Linked DNA regions of Mus musculus: region 2 is linked to region 1. A link is a loop called in an ENCODE intact Hi-C map of the cell type or tissue named here. Cell type or tissue: left cerebral cortex. All regions are shown on one strand. Links, peaks and the distances in the headings refer to the core of each region. The heading gives the core; the rest is flanking DNA.

What was found. A loop is a pair of places that touch in the nucleus more often than their neighbours do. Peaks named below come from ENCODE experiments on the same cell type or tissue, not always from the same donor. Only the 100,000 strongest peaks of a DNase experiment are listed, where the experiment ranks them.
Region 2: a loop joins it to region 1, with 4 times the contacts of the local background. A loop is called at or near these places in 2 of 42 quality-filtered maps.

What each region holds. Positions count from the first base shown.
Region 1 is chrX:53,054,230-53,057,137 of GRCm38, reverse strand. It overlaps C430049B03Rik (RIKEN cDNA C430049B03 gene), which reads left to right. Exons shown (of 4, transcript NR_038185.1): 1 at 1-140; 2 at 369-480; 3 at 974-996; 4 at 1,648-2,908. Mir322 (microRNA 322) reads left to right here and starts at 2,789; the gene lies at 2,789-2,883. In left cerebral cortex, for the core only: no CTCF peak of the experiment used is centred there; DNase peaks (open chromatin) are centred at 346 and 1,254; H3K4me3 peaks cover 671 bases.
Region 2 is chrX:53,267,785-53,270,692 of GRCm38, reverse strand. It overlaps Fam122b (family with sequence similarity 122, member B), which reads left to right and starts at 888. Exons shown (of 9, transcript NM_001166365.2): 1 at 888-1,817. The coding sequence starts at 1,720. In left cerebral cortex, for the core only: no CTCF peak of the experiment used is centred there; DNase peaks (open chromatin) are centred at 791 and 1,627; H3K4me3 peaks cover 1,506 bases; H3K27ac peaks cover 386 bases.

The sequences.
Region 1 (2,908 bases), core at 201-2,700:
CCAGCTCCGCCGGCTCCAGCACCGCTCCAACCCGATTCCAGCCGGATTCCAGCCCGATTCCAGCCCGGTTCCAGCCCGATTCCAGCCCGGTTCCAGCCCAGCTCCGTCCCGGCTCCGGTTCTTCTCCGCCACGCCTCTCTGTGAGCCCCTCGCCCCGCGAACCCCGGTTCCCCGGCTGTCCGTCCCTCTGTCCCTCGATGTCCCGCACCACCGCCACCTCGCGCCCTCCCAAGTCTCCGCGACTCGCTCTTCTAACCTCACAACCTCGCCACACCCCTCCGCCCTTTCTCTCTCGCTGTCCGTCTGTCTGTCCGCCTCCCCGCCCGCCTTTTCCTTCCTCTCTCTAGCTTCCCCGGCTTGTTTTCTAGGTCGACGCTGAGGAGCAGCTTCGCAGGAAAATCCCAGAAACCTTTGCAAAAAGCTTACAATGAAATTTAAGAAGTTCTACGATTTCGGCGCCATTTTCGAGTGGAGTGAGAGGTGACTTAGAATCTAAAAAAGAAAAAAACGAGGGGGAAGGGAACTTTTTGGCCCGCCTCCCCCCGCCCCCAACTATGTCTCTGGTCACTACAGACTGTAACAGATACGGGGATAATTCTCAAAAAAATGTTATGCGTCGCGCTGGGTGGGGTGTGGGGGTGGAAAGCGTGTCCGGGGGTCGTGGTGGGGGGAGGACAGATCTTTAAAATGTCTAGCAAGTGAGTGTGGCCAGGGAACTTCTCAGAAAGTGGACTGAGAAGAGTAAACGGGGAGGGGTGGGGAGAGAGAAATGAGTGAGGGGCGGGCAGCCTCAGGCTGTCAGCCTTGCCAGGGTGGGGAGCAACTAGTTTTGACAGACTGTAAATGGGACTTTGGGCCACTCATTTGTAAGCAGTAAAGAATGTCCTGGAAAGAACCGTAAAATTCGTTTTCCATTGTCTCTCGCTAATTAAAACTTTTCAAGGTTGTTTAGTTGTTTTTTTTTTTTTTCCAGTATTGGAAAAGTTTGGCTGGAAGGTGCGGAGGACCTGTGCATCATGTTTTGGGTGTGGGGGCGCATGGCATCTGCAACATTAAAAGACAAAACGTTCTCAACTGGGAAGAGAGGAAGAGGCTTAGTCTTTGGCTCTTAAATCATTTGGCCAAACCCTTCGCAGTTCTGAAGTGGGTGGGGCCATTTTGACCCGTCGTGGTTCTGAAGTGGGTGGGGCCATGGTAACCCTAAAGTATTGATTCTTTGTCTATTGTATCAGCGAATGACCCTCTCTAGAAGTGACCAGACATCTCTTTGTGCTCTCTTTTCGTAAGTAAAGTTAAGCCCAAGGGGAAATACACAAACCCAGGGAGTGAGATGGCTTTTTAAGGATATAAGTCGTTGTAGAGTGATGGGAAGAAAAGAAATGGATGAAGGATAATCTAGAGATGAATTTGATTCCAGTGTATTCGTTAACAAAATTATCTAGTAAGACCTTCGTTTTTGATGATGTTATCTCGAATGAATTTTGTTTTTATGAGTAGTCAACTAAGGAAATGTTAAATTAAGAGGAATTGCAATCTCTGATGTGACATTTGTGTGGGACATAAAGTTAAATTGGGAGAAAAATACGTATCTTTAAAGTATAATTGTATCTTTACTAAACACGGCTTTTCTCTCTCCTCTTTTTAAAGGTGACCATCGATGGTTTTTTCCTCCACAATTCCGTGTCCATGTAAAAATGACTTGTAATATAGCCAAGAAAAGACGGAATTTTCATTCCAACTTAAGGAGTGGGGCTGTTATTATTAATGGCTTTATTTATCATGACCTAAGCAATGCATATGTTAGCACTGGATCATTATCTGTTATGTTAGGAATTTTGTATTTAGTTTAATTACATACTCTGTATATTTTATTAATTAATTAAAAGGACCCAGCATTCATTGTACTAGTTTCGAAAAACGGACATAATTTTAAATGAGAATACAGGAAATTTGTATACAGAATGTTTTTTGCTTTCAAAGGCACTGTAGTTTTGTTGTTTTAGTTATTAGGTTTGTGGTTAAGGACTAAAGGATGGTTTTTGTGCTTTCCTGAATGCTTTGTTTAAACAAGGAAATGAATGTAACTTGTTGCTCATGTGTGTCCATTTTGAAAAGCAACAGTGGGAGCTGAGGAGAGCGCACAGTGCCGGCCATTTCAAGACAAGATTTTCAGTGGCGTGGCTTAAGAAGGAGTGATTTGTATTTAACATCAAGTATTTAAGGATGTCATTTATTTAAAGTTCTTGATTTGTGATTTGATGTCGATGGTAACAAATGTCTTTATAAATAAGCTTGAGTAGCCAGCAATGTATGAGAACATCCAGGAATGTATGTTTCATCTAGAACATTCTCATGCTTTGTCCTTAAAAATAACTAATGACGAGGTGATTACTGTAAGAACGGAGGAAACTACTAGACAAGTCTATTCCATGCCTATAGTATTCAGTAAAACCAACTGGGACTACCCAGAGGGATTTTTTTTTGATTATCAAAAGTTCCTTGCACCAATTTCCAATAAATGATCAAAACCCGGGGACAATAAATGAGACTTATACAAGGTAGCAGGAAGTTTCACCAAGACTTTGGAGCTGGCAAGAGTGATCCAGATGTTACCAAATTGTCTCAGTTTATTTAATCCCACTTTTCATCTACTTTCTGAGGTAAGAGTCTCCTCCTCCCCACTATCCACCACACCCTGCTTTCCAACAGTACACCCTTTGCCTCACCAGCAGATCCTGGAAATCACAGAGACTTTCTTCCTTCGCAGGTACCCCAGAGCGGCCCCCACCCTCGTTGACTCCGAAGGGCTGCAGCAGCAATTCATGTTTTGGAGTATTGCCAAGGTTCAAAACATGAAGCGCTGCAACACCCCTTCGTGGGGAATGTAGAAGGTGGGGACCTGCTGAAC
Region 2 (2,908 bases), core at 295-2,794, 210 kb before region 1:
GGAAGAGCAACAAGAGCTCTCAAACATTCTCTAGCCATCTCTCTAGCCCTGTTTTGCTAATTTTCAAACCAATTTCGTAACTATTATATTTCCCATACTTTGTAATTTTGGGTGATTGAAAAGTATCTAGGAAGAGATATTTGTGTGGTTAAGATGAGATGATTTAATATTTTTTCAGTTGTTATAATACTTCCTTGCATGTAGTAAGTGCCATGAATGTTTTTAAAATTAATTTCAGCTGTCACATGCATCATATTATGATTGCTAGAATCTCCATAAGCCTTGGAAAGAAAACAAATCTTTTATTTTTGTCTAATGGAGCTGAGGAATTTAGTAAAGGGGGGGGGGGGCTGAAGAGATGATGGCTCAGAGGTTAACGGTGCTTGCTGCTGCTACAGGAGACTCGAGTTCTAATCCCAGAACCCATGTTGAGCAGTTCACAACGGCCTTCAACTGCCGCTCCAGGAGATCCAATGACCTCTCTGACCTCCATGGGAATGCACGCATGCACGCACGCGCATATTCCCACACAAAGACTTTCACATAAAAAAATATTTAAAGTGCCTGTGGATCACAAAGGTCAGAATACAAATTTGTAGTGAAATAACGTGAAAATCGCTTTCACTTGAATATTAGTCCAAACTACTAAAAACTGAGGCTTCAGTCTCCAAACTATTGGCTCTTTTCGAAATACGGCGCCAGGGTTCCCGGACCAATGCCACGCAGGAAGATTTTGGGCCCCCCTGGAAACGCCCCGCCCCTTTGAAGGCGGGTTGCGGAGAGAGGCTATTACGCCTGCGCCTTGGCCCCAGGATCATTGGAGCAGCCGTAAGGCGCATGCGCAGTGCCCAATGGGCGACAAGATGCGGAAGAGCTGGCCCCTCGGAGGCTCCCATTTCTGAAGCGTGGGAGGCAAAAGAGGCGGCAGGTTATAGAAATCAATTTGAGCTCCAGAGGGTCCCGCGGGTCATTAGAGCCAATAAGAGATAGAAGCAGCGCCGCGGTGGTGCAGAGGGCCGATCCCTTTTCTGAGTCGTGCAGGCGGGCAGGGACCAGGGAGTGAAAAGCGCCATCCCTGCGCTGAGGGGCCCCGGGGACCGGGGCCCAGAGCATGGCGGACTGGACAGAGACCCTGAGCATGTGGAGGTGGGGCAGCCGAGGCCGCCTGGCCAGCTGTCAAGTCCTCATTGCTAGCGCTGCAAAGGCAGCCTCTGTAAATGTAGCCGAGCCGCGCTTGCGGTCCTAGGCGGGAAAAATGACAGCTTGAGTTCTGCCACTGCCTAGTTTCCTCCCCTTTCTTCTCCTGTGCTTCCACATTCTCCCTCCTCCTCTTTTCCCATCCCTGTGCCCCTTCACCCTGACCTTTTTCCTCCTTTCCCACTTCTATGCTCTTTCATTAGTGCTATGCCCTGCATTTCCATCTATCCTTTATCAACCCCTGTGCCTCTTTTTCTTTCTCCCACCTTTGTCTTTCCTCCATCCCCTTTTTCATCCTGTCACCCTCCCAACACCAGCTCTATATCCTCCTCCGCCCGCCCTCCACATCCTTCCTCATCTGCATCCTCCTCTCCTACTTTTCTCCGCCCTCGCTCCCAAGCCTCCGCCCATTAGCCCCCGCCCCCAGCTGCCAGTCCCCAGCAGCTCAGTCCTGCAGTGAGTCCATAGCAAAGCACCAGGAGCCGAGAGCACTGCCGGCTGTGTTGCCTAGCAAGTATCCGAATGGCTCAGGAGAAAATGGATCTGGATTTTGAGGCTGACACATCTGAGGGGGCCACCCTGAGACGGTCCAACAGTGCTCCCCTGATCCATGTGCTCAGGTGAGCTGGACTGGGGAGGACGGAGTGTGGGGATCAGAGGTTTGTCCCTGGGCAAGAAGTCTTCCTTCCCGAAAGTGCCAGTTCGAGTTCATCTAGACTCCAAACTGAGGGGTTGAGGTCTTATTTTCTTAATAGTGACTTGGTTTCCTAGATGGAGGGAAAGTTTGACCTCACACTCTGGCCATGTCTGAGAAAGGGACCCTCCCTGTACCTGGGGGGGCCTTGCTGTGCAGTTCTAAAAGAGAATGTACGTAGTAGAAACCTGGCTCAGCTGACAGGTTGCTTGCCCTGGCTTATTTCCATCAGGGCAAATCAGGCTGAATCCCCTGAATTAGGCTTGTAACTTGACGCCTGTCTCTAAGAGGTGCTGTTTCTAAGCTGAGTTTAGGAACCCTGGCATTAACAGAGGTTTGCTTTAAGAAATCACAGTTTATCTAATAACTTGGGATTCCATGGTGTGGTCGTATCCTGTTAAGTGATTTGGATTTGTTACAGTGTTTATAGTTTTTGAAGCTGCCTGAAATGCGTTATAATGGAAAAAAAAGGAGAGAGAGAGAAGGTTTCTAGCTTAAGTCAGTCAAACACAGGTTTGAGAAAATAATGGGGAAAATCACTCCTTTAATTTTAGTGACAAGATATTGTGTTTTTGTATGAACAAGACAGCAGGGAGTTTCAGGTGGAAGCTTGTGATGGTGAAGGCTGGTTGGCTCGCCTAAATGAACTATTGTATTCCACTTTTGTAAGTAGACAATTCTTCTGAGGTCAATTTCGAGACCCCACAGAGAGGGCATTAATTCAGGACAGAGCAGAGGATGGGAGTAATATTAGCCCCAAACCTTTCTTCAAGCACAGTTGAAGACTTGATAATGCTTTGCCTCCAATTGAACTGATTATAACATCTGTCTTTGACAGAGAGGCAAGTACATTTTTCCCCTAGATTTAAATACGATTTTGAAGCCGAGGGAATGATGACGTGACTGATGATGTTGTCCATGGTATCATCAAGGGGTTTTGGGGTATTTAAGGGGAAGCTGTGCCCTTTGTCTCTCGTGGATACCCCACCTTCTCTCTCCTTGTCTTGCGAAAGTCTG